2 separate regions of the Homo sapiens genome follow, and region 2 is linked to region 1. Evidence: read pairs that join two places in POLR2A ChIA-PET (ENCODE). Cell type or tissue: Panc1. All regions are shown on one strand. Each heading gives the region's core, and the rest is flanking DNA. Links, peaks and the distances in the headings are about the cores only. Region 1 overlaps BICRA (BRD4 interacting chromatin remodeling complex associated protein). Region 2 overlaps EHD2 (EH domain containing 2).

What was found. Peaks named below come from ENCODE experiments on the same cell type or tissue, not always from the same donor. Only the 100,000 strongest peaks of a DNase experiment are listed, where the experiment ranks them.
Region 2: POLR2A ChIA-PET joins it to region 1 with 12 read pairs; 8 of 35 experiments call an interaction of 5 or more read pairs at or near these places.

Annotation. Positions count from the first base shown.
Region 1 is chr19:47,615,992-47,624,318 of GRCh38, reverse strand. The region is part of intron 1 of BICRA (BRD4 interacting chromatin remodeling complex associated protein); the gene reads right to left. Among named protein-coding and RNA genes, the nearest start is that of BICRA, 11 kb to the right of the region's middle. RefSeq lists an enhancer at 3,187-3,747. In Panc1, for the core only: no CTCF peak of the experiment used is centred there; no DNase peak of the experiment used is centred there; H3K27ac peaks cover 376 bases.
Region 2 is chr19:47,733,174-47,741,500 of GRCh38, reverse strand. EHD2 (EH domain containing 2) reads right to left here. Exons shown (of 6, transcript NM_014601.4): 5 at 4,968-5,132; 6 at 1-620. The coding sequence ends at 69. Among named protein-coding and RNA genes, the nearest start is that of NOP53, 8.2 kb to the left of the region's middle. RefSeq lists an enhancer at 6,087-6,587. In Panc1, for the core only: no CTCF peak of the experiment used is centred there; no DNase peak of the experiment used is centred there.

The sequences.
Region 1 (8,327 bases), core at 326-8,325:
GGAAGATGACTCTGGGCAGAGTACAGTGCAGGCCGAGGTGGGGAGGCGGGAACCAGCTTGGTGAGTGAAAGGCAAGATGAAAAGGGTAGGAGATAAGCCAGGCCAGATCAGAAAGACTTTGTACGGAGCTGAAGAGGTTTTACCTGAGGGCACTAGGGAGTCACAATCTGCCGGGCATGTTGGCTCACGCCTGTAATCCCAGCACTTTGGGAGGCAGAGGTGGGCGGATCATCTGAGGTCGGGAGTTCAAGACCAGCCTGGCCAACATGGAGAAACCCCGACGCTACTAAAAACACAAAATTAGCCGGGCGCGGTGGTGCGTGCCTGTAATCCCAGCTACTCGGGGAGCTGAGGCACGAGAATCTCTTGAACGCCGAAGGCAGAGGTTGCGGTGAGCCAAGATCGCGCCACTGCACTCCAGCCTGGGCAACAAGAACTAAACTCGGTCTCAGTCTCAAAAAAAAAAAAAAAAGAGAGAGAGAGAAAGAACACTTCCTTCCACCCAGCTGCTCAGGGCAATGACCTTGGATCATGCTAGATTCCCTGTTTTTCTTACCCTACCCCCAAGCCCCAAAGCCTGCCCTAGAAGCTCCCTCCTCCAGGAAGCCTACCCTGATGCCTCCCCGCCTGACCTCCCCAGGCTCAGCTGGCAATCCTCAGACACTGATCTGGCTTTGCAGGGGAATGGGTGTGTTCCTGCCTCATCGCTCTCCCCAGTCCCTGAAGGCACAGCACCGGCTATTTGTGCTGGAGGTGAGAACATGGGCCACAGTCCAAGCAGTAGGAAGCCTGAGTGTGAGTCTGAATTAACCAGGAGGACGAAAATCCCAGCTCAGGCAGCAGCTCCCTGTGTGACCTTGGGAAGTCATTTTACCTCTGTGCCTCTGTGACAGGGAGATGGTGAACACCTGGGGGTCTGACCCTCATGAGGATTTGAAGTGAACTGTACTACCTGCAGCCCATGGAGCGCACAGCAGGGAGGAGCAGCAGGGAGGGACAGGTAACCAACAAGGCGACCCTCTAAACACAGCACTGGGAGGAAAAGCAGCAGGAGGAGAAACAGAAGCAGTATCCTTTCTGTAAAGCAAAAATCCATCGCACAAAGCAAGCAATTCACTCCAGCACAGGAGGTCGCTGACGGGGAGGGGAATGAAAATAAAAGGGAATTTTATAAATAGGAGTATATATTTTTATATATAATAATGTATAGTTTTATATTTCTATTATGTATTATGTAATGTCTAATATATGAGAGTACACACACACACACTTTTTTTTTTTTGAGATGGCCTCTCGTTCTGTCACCCAGGCTGGAGTGCAGTGGCACTATCTCGGCTCATTGCAACCTCCGCCTCCTGGGCTCAAACAATTCTCTGCCTCAGCCTCCTGAGTAGCTAGGATTACAGGTGCCTGCCACCATGCCCAGCTAATTTTTGTATTTTTAGTAGAGATGGGGCTTCACCATGTTGCCCAGGCTGGTCTTGAACTCCTGACCTCGTGATCCACCCACCTTGGGCTCCCAAAGTGCTAGGATTACAGGCATGAGCCACCGCACCCGGCCCACTCCTAAATTTTTTTTTTTTTTTTTTTTTTTTGAGACAGAGTCTCACTCTGTCACCCAGGCTGGAGTGCAGTGGCACAATCTCGGCTCACTGCAAGCTCCGCCTCCCGGGTTCACACCATTCTCCTGCCTCAGTCTCCCGAGTAGCTGGGACTACAGGCGCCAGCCACTACGTCCAGCTAATTTTTTGTATTTTTAGTAGAGACAGGGTTTCACCGCATTAGCCAGGATGGTCTCGATCTCCTGACCTCGTGATCTGCCCGCCTCAGCCTCCCAAAGTGCTGGGATTACAGGCGTGAGCCACCACGCCCGGCCCACTCCTACATATTTTTAAGCAGACTTTTGTTAGAAACCAAGTTACACTCAGGCGTGGTGGCTCATGCCTGTAATCCCAGCACTCTGGGAGGCCAAGGCGAGAGGATCACCTGAGGTCAGGAGTTCGAGACTAGCCTGGCCAACATGGCGGCGAAACCCCATCTCTACTAAAAAAGTATGGCCGGGAGTGGTGGCTCACACCTGTAATTCCAGCACTTTGGGAGGCCATGGCGGGCAGATCACAAGGTGAGGAGTTCGAGACCAGCCTGGCCAACATAGTGAAACCTGTCTCTACTAAAAATACAAAAATTAGCTGGGCATGGTGGTGCAGGCCTGTAGTCCCAGCTACTCGGGAGGCTGAGGCAGGAGAACTGCTTGAACCCGGGAGGTAGAGGTTGCAGTGGGCCAAAATCGCACCACTGCACTCCAGCTTAGGCAACAGAGTGAGACTTCATCTCAAAAAAAAAAAAATAAAGTACAAAAATTAGCTGGGGGTGGTGGTGCACGCCTGTAACACCAGCTACTTGAGAAGCCAAGGCAGGAGAATTGCTTGAACCTGGGAGGTGGAGGTTGCAGTGAGCCAAGATCGCACTATTGCACTCCAGCCTGGGCGACAGAGCAAGGCTCCATCTTGAAAATAAAAAGAAACTGAGTTAAAGAAGTCTCTCAATTCAGGCCGGGTGCAGTGGCTCACGCCTGTAATCCCAGCACTTTGGGAGGCGGACGCCAGTGATCAACTGAGGTCAGGAGTTCAAAACCAGCCTGACATGGTGAAACCCCCTCTCTACTAAAAATACAAAAATCAGCCGGGTGTGGTGGCATGTGCCCGTAATCCCAGCTACTCAGGAGGCTGAGGCAGGAGAATTGCTTGAACCTGGGAGGCGGAGGTTGCAGTGAGCCAAGATAGCACCATTGCACTCCAGCCTGGGCAACAAGAGCAAAATTCCATCTCGCATTTAAAAAAAAAAAAAAAAAAGACTAAAAAATTTTAAATACAAAAGCAGGACCATGGAAGGGGACATGCTTGAGAAGGTACAAAGCACTGGGAAGACATCAGGGGATTTTGTTCCTTTGGCTAACGAGACAGAAATTTAACAGAAAAAGACAACCCTGCACAAAACAGCCTTGAGACAGCGGGCAAACTGCAGGGTGGGACAGGACTTTTCCTGAGTTTTATCAACTCCAAGATGCGCATTTTTCACACTTTTGTCTCTGAAAAGGAAGCTGCATCTTACAACTGATGGCTGCTTAGCCCAGGAAATACCCTGTCTGGCTTCCACTCCCAGGTGAACTGCAGGAGAAACACCAGAACTCATGGAGCCTCGGTTTCCCCGCTGAGCAGTGGGGAGGTCAACAATCCTGACCTACCTCCCAGGTTCCCATTCATTCCCTCTTTGAACAGCACTTAGGGAGTGAGTACAGGACTCCAGGCTCACACAGAGGCACCAGGGAGGCAGCCAGGGTCAGGACAAGCAATGGCCGTAGACAGAGATCGAGTGGGGCTCCAAGACCCATGGCCGCCTTGACTGGATGACAGGCCTGCTGGGGAGCTCTGCTGCTGCCGGAAGAGGCCTAGGATTTAGGGCTGGGCTACCTGTGCAAAAGAACTACTCAGAGACAGCGCTTGATGAAAATGCTGTTTCCTGGACGCCACTCATCGGGATTCCCAGGAGTTTGGTCTGTGTGGAGCCCAGGGATGGTCATTTTTCACAAGCATCCCTGGTCATTTGGAAGCATGTGGGTTTTGTTCTTGTTTTTTTTTTTTTTTTTTTTTTGAGACAGTCTCACTCTGTCGCCCAAGCTAAAGTGCAGTGGTATGATCACAGCTAACTGGAGCCTCGACCTTCTGGGCTCAAGTGATCCTCCCACCTCTCAGCTTCCCAAGTTGCTGGGACTACAAGCATGCACCACCATGCTCGGCTACTTTTTGTATTTTTTTGTAGAGACGGGGTTTCACCATGTTGCCCAAGCTGGTCTCAAACTCCCGACCTCAGGTGATCCACCTGCCCTGACCTCCCAAAGTGCTGGGATTAGAGGTGTGAGCCACTGCGCCCTGGCCAGTGGGACACTTTTTGAGAAACACACAGGAACTCCAAAGACAGGGTCTCTGCTCCCCTTTCTCCATCCCTGGGACATGCCTGTCATCCACCCATCCATTCATTCAACAAGCATCTACAGAGCACCTACTGCACACCAGGAGCTGAGAACACAGGAAACACAGCCCTCCCTTCTCATCTTCTGCAGTTTGGAGCCTCATGAGAAAGCCAGGCTTGAAGAAATACTCACGGGAAAGAATTTCTTAAAGGAAGACACTCCCGATACACACACACCAACATCCCTGCATCTCAAAAGGATCATGCTGAGCCGAAGATGCTCAACCCAACGGACTCCACGGGGCAGGACTCCCCCTCTGTGAAATTCTAGAAGAGGCAAGGCTGACCCACAATGACAAGGCAAGCCAGTGACTGCTTCTGGGAGCAGGTACTGACCAGGAAGGGGCAAAGGGCAACTTTCTGGCAGTGACGAGAATGTGCTGTATCTTGATAGGGGTTAGGACTCATGGAAAGGCATGCTTAAACTATGTGCATTTTAATGAATGGCTCTCTGCAGCCTCAGCCTCCTGGACTCAAGCAATTCTCCTACCTCAGCCTCCAGATTAGATCCAGGCAGGGGCCACCACAACTGGCTAAGGTCTTTATTTGTTTTTTGGAGAGATAGGGTCTTATTATGTTGCCTAGGCTGGTCTCGGACTCCCGGCCTCAAGTGATCCTCCCACCTCGCCCTCCCAAAAAGTGCTGGGATTACAGGTGTGAGCCACCGTGCCTGGCCCCTCTGCGGATTTTACTGTATACGAATTACACTTCAATGAAAAAGGATTGGGAGAGGCTGGGACCAGTGGCTCACACCTGTAATCCCAGCACTTCGGGAAGCCAAAGCAGGCAGATCACCTGAGGTCAGGAGTTCGAGACCAGCCTGGCCAACATGGTGAAACCTCATCTCTACTAAAAATACAAAAACTAACCGGGCGTGGTGGCGGGCGCCTATAATCCCAGCTACTCGGAAGGCTGAGGCAGGGAGAATGTCTTGAACCCGGGAGGCGGAGGTTGCAACGAGCCGAGATAGTGCCACTGCACTCCGGCCTAGGGGACAGAGCGAAACAGCGAGACCCCATCTCAAACACACACACACAAAAAAAAGGAAAAAAAAAAGGGGTTGGGAAAAAAAATGTGTATATATATATGTATATATACATATATATATACACTGTCCACGAAAGAGTAAGTATACACACAAAAGTAGGAGATCACCGCGCACGTTCTAGGGAGAGAAATTCCGCAGTACAGCAAGAGCTTGCTAAGCTGTGAGCTCAGACTTCTCCCAGGGAGAACTCCCGCACCCAGGCCGGGCGCCAAGTGTCTGAGGTCAATGAGACACTATGCGTGCCAGGTGATGGAGGTTATAGTCCAGCTAACTGTCACAGCCACCCTGTGAGGCAGGCGCTGTGGACATCTGCCCGCCCAGCCTCACACGGTGGACGAGAGTTGGCATCCAGCCTCTGGAAAGGTGGCTCCGGGGAGCTTCACCTGCAGGTGTCCCTGGACACTGGGCCATCCTCTGCCTCCAGGCAGCAGAGGCCACCAGGCGCTCCCTCAAGGACCCCAAGGGTCTTTAGCAAGGGTCTCACAGCCTCAGACAGATATTCCCGCTCACTCCGTTCCCAAGGTTACCAGGCTGGGACACAGAGGACATAAGAGGCTGAGAGGGGCCACGCTGAAGTTGGCAGCCCCCTAAACAGGCAAGCACTTCAAAGGGAGAGTGCAGAGGGACAGGGTGGGCATGGCAAGGGAATGAAGGTAGCGGGGCCGGGCTGGGGGGTCAAGGGGCATCAACCCTTCCTCTGCAATCCTAGAAACAGCATTTTTGTCCCCAACCTCAAGAGTATACACAGAAGCAATAACAACACTAACAATAGTGACCGTTTACTCTGAGCCAGGCACTTGCAAAACATCTTTTCCACGCTAGACCTTATTTAACAATAAGGTCATCCAAATAAGTATTTATTATCTCTCCTGTACTTCCAGTTCTCTAACCTGGACTAAAGGAGGGAAATAGCTTGCCACCAAGTCACAGGGTTAGAAGGAGCAGAAACAGGACTTTAACCCACACAGCTGACCCAGTTGCCCATCACCTCCAGGGTCATCCTAGGGGTCCATCCCCTGCTGCCAGCCCCACTTCAACTCTTCCTTTATGAGGACGATTTCTGCACAGAGTAACAGAACCTGTACCCCACACTGCATGCACCCAGGTGTGACCCCCAAACCTGTGTAATCAGAAACAACCCACAGGGTTTGAGGCTTGGTGTGGCCAAGACAGGGAATTCACCACAGTCCCAAAAAGGGGATCACAGAAAAAGGACCACCTGATCAAAGCCCACTCCCTGCTGCCTCAGTTTCCCAACCTATGAAATGGGCCTAATGCCACTTTCTTCATAGAACAGGACAGACTCTGGAGGTGCTGAAACAAATTCTGGATCCCAGAAATAACACCACCATTAATAACAATAATAATACAATGGAAATGATATGATATCTGGAATTTGCTTTAAAATACCTTGGCAAAAAAGAAAAAATATATGTGCACAGTAGGTAATGGCCAAAAAAAAAAGATCAGATCAGCAGAAAATTTTTGCAGAAGCTGGTGATGGTTACACAGGGGTGGTTGTGCTATTTTCTCAACTCTCGGTGAGTGCTTTAAAATTTCCTTAACAAAAAGTTAAAAAGGCCAGGTGCATAGCTCATGCTTGTAATCCCAGCACTTTGGGGGGCCTAGGTGAGCAGATCACCTGAGTTCAGGAGTTCGAGACCAGCCTGGCCAACATGGTGAAACCCCTTCTCTACTAAAAATACAACAATTAGCCGTGTGTGGTGGCAGGCACCTGTAATTCCAGCTACTCGGGAGACTGAGGCACGAGAACTGCTGGAGCCTGGGAGGCGGAGGTTGCAGTGAGCCGATATGGCGCCACTACACTCCAGTCTGGGTGACACAGTGAGAGCCTGTCTCAAAAAAATAAAAAATATAAGTTAAAATAACAATAAATAAATCTGCCAAGCCGAGTCTAGATGGCAAAAAAAAAGAAAAAAGAAAACAAAATAATAATAAACAAAGACGGCCAGGTGCAGTTGCTCATGCCTATAATCCCAGGACTTTGGGAGGCCAAAGTCGGAGGACTGTTGAGCCCAGAAGTTGGAGACCAGCCTGAGCAATATAGCAAGACCTTGTCTCTATAAAATAAAATAAAATATTTAAAAATAATAGGCCTGGTATGGTGGCTCATGTTTGTAATCCCAGCACTTTGGGAAGCTGAGGCGGGTGGATTGCTTGAGTCCAGGAGTTCGAGACTAGCCTGGCCAACATGGCCAAACACCAGCTCTACAAAATATACAAAATTAGCTGGGTGTCGTGGCCCACATCTGTAGCCATAGCTACTCGGGAGGCTGAGACATAAGAATCACTTGAACCTGGGAGGCGGAGGTTGCAGTGAGCCAAGATCACACCACTGTACTCCAGCCTGGGCGCAGAGAGAGATTCTTGTCTCAAAAAAAAAAAATTAATAAAAATAAAAGATAATAAGAATCAAAGTGAAGCTTCACTGAGCATTCCTGAGAGCCAGGTCCTATCCTAAAAAGCTTCCCAAGTCTTCACTCATTGAAGCGTCACAACACCCAAAGCGGGGAAGCTCTGTTACAGAAGAGGAAATTGTGGCCCAGTGGGTATTTGGGCATTGTCTTCCTTTTTTTTTTTTTGAGACAGAGTCTTGCTCTGTCGCCCTGGCTGGAGTGCAATCGTGCGATCTCAGCTCACTGCAACCTCCGCCTCCCAGTTTCAAGCGATTCTCATGCCTCAGCCTCCTGAGTAGCTGGGATTACAAGCATGCGCCACCACGCCTGGCTAATTTTTTTGTATTTTTAGTAGAGACAGGGCTTCACCATGTTGGCCAGGCTGGTCTCGAACTCCTGACCTCAAGTGATCCGCCTGCCTTGGCCTCCCAAAGTGCTGGGATTACAGGCATGAGCCACCAATGCCAGCCCTGTGCCTTCCATTTAAAATGCCAACACTGATTGCCTAGGGTTTGGGGGAAAGGCCATAGCAACTTGGGTATCTAATCCTATGGGAGACTCTGCTACTTAATAATAATTATTCCAATCACAGCCACTCACATTTTTTGGGCGCTTGCTATACCCCAGGCACTGTGCTGAACACTAAGCATGCCTGAGGTGGGTTTCCTCTCATGCCCACTCTTCCAGTTGGGGAAACTGAGGCACGGTACAGGGAAGCCCTGTGTGCCTCATGCCGGAGCAGCCTGCTGCGTGCCCTCTGCTGCCATGCAGTTTAGAATGCCAACATTGTTCCTTGTGTGCCTTTCAGGAAGACAATGGGGACCTTTCAGAGC
Region 2 (8,327 bases), core at 1-8,000, 120 kb before region 1:
GAGCAGGGGTGTGCGTGCAGCCGACTGGAGCTGGGGAGCCACAGCAGGGCCATGGGAGGGGGGCCGGCTCACTCGGCGGAGCCCTTGTGGCGTCGCTTGGAGGGTGGCACCAGGCGACGGGGCAGGTTGGCGGGCAGCCCGTGGCCTTCCAGCTTGGCCTCGATGAGGTGGCTGGCCAGCGCGAACTCCTCATCATCCAGCATGCCGTCGCGGTCCACATCGCTGAGCTTCCAGATGCGCCCCAGCACTGAGTTGGGGAGCTTGGTCCCCACCATCCAGGTCTTGGCCTTGGAGCCGCTCAGCTTGCCGTCGGCAGGCGCCAGGTTGTAGAAGATCTCGTCGTATTTGGACTTGTCCTTGGTCACCACCCACTCGGCCTCGTCGTCCGAGCCCTCCTCGCCGTCCTCCATGGCCTCGTCAGGTCCCCGCTCCACAAACGGGCCCATGTGGGTGCCCTCAAAAGCGCCCCCCTGCACGCCCACCTCGGTGCTCTCCAGCTCCTCCTGCCGCAGCAGGGGCATGAGCTTGGCGATGTCGTGCGTCAGCATCTCGTCCAGTGCCTCTAGCAGCTTCGGCTTCAGCGAGTGAAACTTGGTGAAGTCGTGCGCCATCAGCAGCTCCTGTGGTGGGGGACAGGGGCACCCAGAATTCAAGCGGCGCCATCCCTGAGGCCCTCAGGCTGCAAGGTGGTATCAGGACACTGGAGAAGCTCGGGGGTAGCTGTTGTGGGGTTTTTTTACTGTTGTTTGTTTTGAGACAGAGTCTTGCTCTTGTTGCCCAGGCTGGAGTGCAAATGGCACAATCTCGGCTCACTGCAACGTCCGCCTTCCGGTTTCAAGCGATTCTCCTGCCTCAGCCTCCCAAGTAGCTGGGATTACAGGCATGCGCCACCATGCCCAGCTAATTTTTGTAATTTTAATAGAGACAGCGTTTCACCATGTTGGCCAGGCTGGTCTCGAACTCCTGACCTCATGATTCGCCCGCCTCAGCCTCCCAATGCTGGGATTACAGGCATGAGCCACCGCGCCCAGCCATTTTTGTTTTGTTTTGTTTTGTTTTTTTTTGACAGGGTCTCGCTCTGTCACTTAGGCTAGAGTGCAGTGGTGCCAACATAGCTCACTGCAGCTTCCAACTCCCAGCCTCAAACGATCCTCTGGCCTCAGTCTCCCAAGTAGCTGGGACCACAGGCACACACCACCCACCCAGCTAAATTTTTGTGATCCTCCCTCCTCAGCCCCCGCAATTCGCTGGGACTATAGGTGTGCGCCACTACGCCCAACTAGTTTTAAAAATTTTTTGTAGAGACCAAGTCTTGCTATGTTGCCCAGGCTGGTCTCGAACTCCTGAGCTCAAGCCATCCTCCCACCGCAACCTCCTAAAGTGCTGGGATTGCAGGTGTGAGCCACTGTACCCAGCCAGAGTGGCAGCTCTTTACTGACACATGCAGAAGTATTTGAACATCTGAACAACCTGTTCCGCTCGGGCACCCACCAATGAGAAGATACTTGGGCAACAAGGTCCCAGAGGCTTTCTCCTGTGCCCCAGAATTACTGGAGGGTGGGGAGGCTGGGGCCCCTCTGATGAGTGAGAGCAGCGGCCCTTTGCCAGCTAGCAGAGAAGGATTTCAATATTTTCGCATCAAGTATAGCTTTCTCAGAGCATCCACACCAGCCTAGAACCCTAACCGCCCTCTACCCAACTCCAGCTGCCCAGCCAGCACGTACAACATTAAAAGTTAAAAAAAAAAAAACTCAGCAGGCTTGGGTGGCTCACACTTGTAATCCCAGCACTTTGGGAGGCTGAGGTGGGAGAATCACTTGAGCCCAGGAGTGCAAGACCAGCCTGGACAACATGGCAAAACCCTATTTCTTTTCTTTTCTTTCCTTTTTTTTTTTTTTTTTTTGACGAGTTTCGCTCTGTCACCCAGGCTGGAGTGCAATGGCGCGATCTCAGCTCACCGCAACCTCCGTCTCATGGGTTCAAGCGATTCTCCTGGCTCAGACTCCCAAGTAGCTGGGATTACAGGCGCCTACCACCATGCCCAGCTGATTTTCATATTTTTAGTAGAGATGGGGTTTCGCCATGTTGGCCAGGCTGGTCTCGAACTCCTGACCTCAGGCAATCTGCCCACCTCGGCCTCCCAAAGTGCTGGGATTACAGGCATGAGCCACTGCACCTGGCCTCAAAACCCTATTTCTTAAAAAAAAAAAAAAAAAAAAAAAAAAATTAAAAATTAGCCAGGTGTGGTGGTGCACGCCTGCAGTCCCAACTACTTTGGGAGGCTGAGACAGAATCTCTTGAACCCCAGGAGACAGAGGTTGCAGTGAGCGAAGATAGCACCACACTGTACTCCAGCCTGGGTGACAGAGCAAGACCCTGTCTCAAAACAAAAAAGTGTGCAGGGGGGGAGAGAAAAAAGAAAGTTAAGAAAGCTTAATTCCTGTCACAGTGCTACCACACCACACAGAAAGGACTGAGTGGCTGGCTGCCAAATTTGGAGGTGAGATTTGAGATGATCAGATCATCAGGGGTTCCTGGGACCACCCCCTCCCCACCGAAGAAGTCACTTTGGGGTGTAGGGGTGGACTTGGCGTCACACTGCTTCTCACACGGGCTACTCTAAGTGGCCCAGACTGCACCAGGACAGTCTCTGCGAAAATGGATTCCTTTCACAGCCCTATGTGAATTTCCTGAGCCAAGGCAGAGAGGCCAGCTGATCACGACTCTGAAGGGTTGGGGATCCTAGGTTGCAACCTGGATTCCCTGGCAGCCAGAGTATGACTAAGTTCAAGTCCACTGAGGCAAGCACAGGTTGCATGTGCAGCTTCTACTGTTAGCCTGTCCAGTATGGCAGCCACTAGCCACATGTGCTTATTTACATTAATTAAAATGAAATACAGGCCGGGCGCAGTGGCTCATGCCTGCAATCCCAGCACTTTGGGAGGCTAAGGCAGGAGGATCACCTGAAGTCAGGAGTTTGAGACCAGCCTGGACAACATGGTGAAACCCCATCTCTACCAAAAATACAAAATTAGCTGGGCGTGGTGGCGGATGCCTGTAATCTCAGCTACTTGGGAGGCTGAGGCAGGATAATTGCTTGAACCCGGGAGGCAGAGGTTGTAGTGAGTCAAGATCTTGCCACTGCATTCCAACCTGGGCAACAGAGCAAGACTCCATCTCAAAAAAAAAGAAAAAAGAAATACACGTTAACATTCCATTTGAATGTGGCTAGTGGCTACCATACTGGACAGTGCAGAATGAAACATTTCCATCATTGTAGAACGTACTGCTGGACAGCTCTGTTCTAGAAAGTGTTCTTGGTCAGGCATGGTGGCTCCTGCCTATAATCCCAGCACTTTGGGAGGCCAAGGCAGGAGGATCACTTGAGGCCAGGAGTTCGAGACCAGCCTGGCCAACATGACAAAACCCCATCTCTACTAAAAGTATGAAAAATTATCTGTACGTGGTGGCACATGCCTGCAGGCCCAGCTACTTGGGAGGCTGAGGTGAGATAACTGCTTGAACCCAGGAGGCAGAGGTTGCAGTGAGCCAAGATCACGCCTCTGCAGTTCGGTCTGGGTGACAGAGTGAGACTCTGTCTCAAAAAAAAAAAAAAAAAAAAAAGCTAGCCAGGCATGGTGGCATGTGCCTGTAGTCCCAGCTACTCTAGAGGCTAGGCAGAAGGACCTTTGAGCCCAGGAGTTCAAGTACACAGTGAGCTATGATCACCCCATTGCACTCCAGCCTGGACAACAGAGTCTCTGAAAAATATATAAATAAATCTCTAAAAAATATATAAATAAATTTTTAAACGTATATATTTTATTTTATTTATTTATTTATTGAGACAGAATCTTACTCGGTCACACAGGCTGGATTGCAGTGGTGTGATCTCAGCTCACTGCAACCTCTGCCTCCCGGGTTCAAGGGATTCTCCTGCCTCGGCCTCCCCAGTAGCTGGGACTACAGGCACGCAACACCATGCCCAGCTAATTTTTGTATTTTTAGTACAGACGGGGTTTCACCATGTTGGCCAGGCTGGTCTCGAACTCCTGACCTCAGGTGATCCACCCGCCTTGGCCTCCCACAGTGCTGGGATTACAGGCATGAGCCACTGCACCCAGCTGTGTATATTTTAAATATTTATATTTTACAAATATAAATATTTAAGTCTCAAATAAATAAATGAAAATAAAATAAACAGTGTTCTTAAAGAGACTACTCTTTTCTTCCCCTTCCCAACTTCCTTTTCTTTTTTTTTTTTTTTTTGAGACGGAGTCTCGCTCTTTTTGCCTAGGCCGGAGTAAAGTGGCGCTATCTTGGCTCAGTGCAAGCTCCGCCTCCCGGGTTCACACCATTCTCCTGCCTCAGCCTCCCGAGTAGCTGGGACTACAGGCGCCCACCACCACACCCAGCTAATTTTTTGTATTTTTAGTAGAGACGGGGTTTCACCGTGTTAGCCAGGATGGTCTTGATCTGCTGACCTCGTGATCCGCCCGCCTCGGCCTCCCAAAGTGCTGGGATTACAGGCGTGAGCCACCATGCCTGGCCCCCTTCCCAACTTCTTGCTGGCTGGAACGCAGACACAATGGCTGGAGCCTTCACAGCCCTTTTGTACCATGAAGTTCCTTGGGCCTGGAGGCCAGGCATGGAAGAGAAATAAGACAGAAGGGGACTAGATCCCTGGCTCTGTAAAGCACCAAACCAGTCCTGGATCACTTTCTGGGACTTTTTATGGAGGAAAGAAAGAAAAACTCTCTATCTTAATTTAGCCACTGTTATTTTGGGTTTTCTCTTCACTCCCCTAGCCTGACTCATAAAACCATGCTCCCACGGAACTATTTGAGGGAGGCGCTTTCCAGAACCTGCCATCCATCCCTCTGGCTTTTGAGGTCCCATCTCAGAGCTTCCAGAAACCAACCTTCCCATCACCCACCCCCAACATTCCCTCCTGGGCAGCTTCCCACCTGCATTTTCTGGCAATCAGGAAAGTCCCCAGGGGAGATGTGATGTTCCAGCTGAATCTTCGCAAAGATGACGGGCAGTTTGAGGATCAGCTGCTTCTTCTTGTTCTCCTTCCCAAACACAGAGGGCATCTCCTTCTTCAGGTAGCTGATGATGTAAGCGTGAACCTGTGGGAAGGGTTCTCACCTCAGCCTGCATCAGGGTCCACCAGGGAGCTTGTTAAAACACAGGCTGCAGGCCCCACTCCCAGAGATTCTGATTTACTTGGTCTGGGCTGGGGCATGAGAATTTGTATTTCTTTTATTTCTTTTTCTCTCTCTCTCTCTCTTTTTTTTTCTTTGAGACGGAGTCTCGCTCTGTCACCGAGGCTGGAGTGCAGTAGCACAATCTCGGCTCACTGCAACCTCCGCCTCCCGGCTTCAAGCAATTCTCCTGTCTCAGGCTCCTGAGTAGCTGGGATTACAGGCATGCGCCACTATGCCCAGCTAATTTTTGTATTTTTAGTAAAGATGGGGTTTCACCATGCTGGTCAGGCTGGTCTCAAACTCCTGACCTCGTGATCTGCCCACCTTGGCCTCCCAAAGTGCTGGGATTACAGGTGTGAGCCACCGTGCCCAGTCTTTTTTTTTTTCGAGACAGAGTCTCGCTCTGTTGCCCAGGCTGGAGTGCAGTGGTGCAATCAGCTCGCTGCAACCTCCAACTCCTGGGTTCAAGCAATTCTTCTGCCTCAGCCTCCCAAGTAGTTGGGATTAACAGGCATGCGCCACCACACCCGGCTAATTTTTTTGTATTTTTAATAGAAACGGGGTTTCTCCATGTTGGCCAGGCTGGTCTTGAACTCCTAATCTCAGGTGATCCACCCGCCGTGGCCTCCCAAAGTGCTGGGATTACAGGCATGAGCCACCGCGCCTGGCCTGCTTTTTTTTCTTTTTTTTTTGGAGACAGGGTCTCGCTCTATCACCCAGCCAGGAGTGCAGTGGTGCGATCATAACTTACTGCAGCCTCAAATTCCTGGGCTCAAGGGATCCTCCCGCCTCAGCCTCTCAAGTAGCTGGGATTACAGGCAAGAGCCACTGCCCAGATGGGAATTTGCATTTCTGACAAGTTACAGGTGCTGCAGGCGGAGGTGCCACACTGTGAGCCTCATGGCCTCCTCCTGCTGGGGCTCACCCTGGGCTCCTCCTCTCTGCTAACTAAGTGAGCTGAGTCCCTCCCAGTTTTAAACACCCCTCCAAGAGGTCCACTCCCGAATCTGCATACCAGCCTAAGCCTCTCCCTCCAGCTCAGGACTCAGAGCTAATTGCCCTGTCAACATTCCTGGATAGCTCCATACCAGGATGCCCTAAGTGGAATTTGAGCCTAGCCCTCAGAGCTGTGTCGCCCTCAGCTGTGCCCATCTCTGAAAAGGGCATCCCCAGCCCTGCCTTCCCAGTTGAGGCCAGAAATCTAGAAATTTTATTTTTATTTATTTATTTATTTTGAGACGGAGTCTCACTCACTCTGTCACCCAGGCTGGAGGACAGTGGCGCAACCTTGTCTCACTGCAACCTCCACCTCCGGGTTCAAGCAATCCTCCTGCCCTGGCCTCCCGAGTAGCTGGGATTACAGGCACGTGCCACCATGCCTGGTCAATTTTTGTATGTTTAGTAGAGACTGGCTTTCACCATGTTGGCCAGACTGGTCTCGAACCCCTGACCTCAAGAGATCCACCCGCCTCGGCCTCCCAAAGTGCTGGGATGACAGGCGGGAGCCACCCCGTCCGGCTCTAGAAATCACTTTTTTTTTCTTTTTGAAAGGGAGTCTCACTCTGTTGCCCAGGGTGGAGTGCAATGGCATGATCTTGGCTCACTGCAACCTCCACTTCCTGGGTTCAAGCAATCCTCCTGCCTCTACCTCTCGAGTAGCTGGGATTACAGGTGCCCGCCACCACTAATTTTTGTATTTTTAGTAGAGAGGGGTTTTCACCATGTTGGCCAGGCTGGTCTCAAACTCCTGACCTCAAATGATCTGCCTGCCTCAGCCTCCCAAAGTGCTGGATTACAGGCGGGAGCCACGGTACCCAGCTCTTGAAATCATTATTGATTTGATATTTGATTCTTCCTCCTGTTAAGTAGCCACATCCAACCTATCAATGAGTCCCTTTTGCCTCCTCCTATGTCTCTCCCTCTCTCCCCTACTTTCCTTTTCTTTTTTGCTTTTTTTAGACAGGGTCTGGCTCTGTCCCCCAGGCTGGAGTGCAGTGGCACAATCTCGGCTCAGTGCAACCTCCACCTTCCCAGCTCAATCCATCCTCCCACCTCAGCCTCCTGAGTAGCTGGGACTACAGGCACCCGCTACTACGCCCAGCCTCTCCCCTGCTTCTCATTTCTCTCCACCTCAGTGGCCACCATGTCCATTCGAGCGTCATCCTCTCTTGCCTGGGGAGACACCCAAGGTGGCCCGACAGGTCTCCCAGCTCCCCATCCTGCCCCAATAACCCTTGCTCCATGCAGCAGTGGCCCAAGAGGGCATTTTTCAGGAAGGAACATGAGCCCAGGGGATGCTGCTCATAACTCTCTATTTGCTTATTGAAGTTCAAAATTTCTACCGAAGCCGACAAAGCCCTACAGCAGCAATTCACGAAGTGTGGTCCAGGGAAACCCAGGGGTCCTCAAGATCCTTTCGGGGGTTCCTGTGGTCAAAATTATTTTAAGAACAATACTAAGACGTTATTCGCTTTTTGCTTTCTTCACTCTTTTTTTCTCCCAAATGGACAGTGGATTTTTTTTTTTTTTTTTTTTTTTTGAGACAGAGTCTTGCTCTGTCACCCAGACTGGAGTGCAGTGGTGCAAATAATGACTTTATTTATTTATTTATTTATTTATTTTTTGAGACAGAGTCTCACTCTGCCGCCCAGGCTGGAGTGCAGTGGCTCAATCTCGGCTCACTGCAAGCTCCACCTCCCGGGTTCACGCCATTCTCCTGCCTCAGCCTCCCAAGTAGCTGGGACTACAGGCGCCCGCCACCATGATAATTTTTGTATTTTTAGTAGAGACTGGGTTCCACCATGTTGGCCAGGATGGTCTCGATCTCTTGACCTTGTGATCCGCCCGCCTCAGTCTTCCAAAGTGCTGAGATTATAGGCATGAACCACCGCGCCTGGCCTAATGTCTTGATTTATTAATCTTCTCTTCTCAAGAGGCTGAGATGGGAGGATCACTGAAGCCGGGGAGGTCAAGGCTACAGTGAGCCATGATCATACCACTGCACTCCAGCCTGGGTGACAGAGCAAGACACTGTCTCAAAAAAAAAAAAAGGAGCCCCAGAAGGGCTGGAAACTTGTCTGTTCCCTCCATCTCCAGCACCAGTACAATCTGTACAGA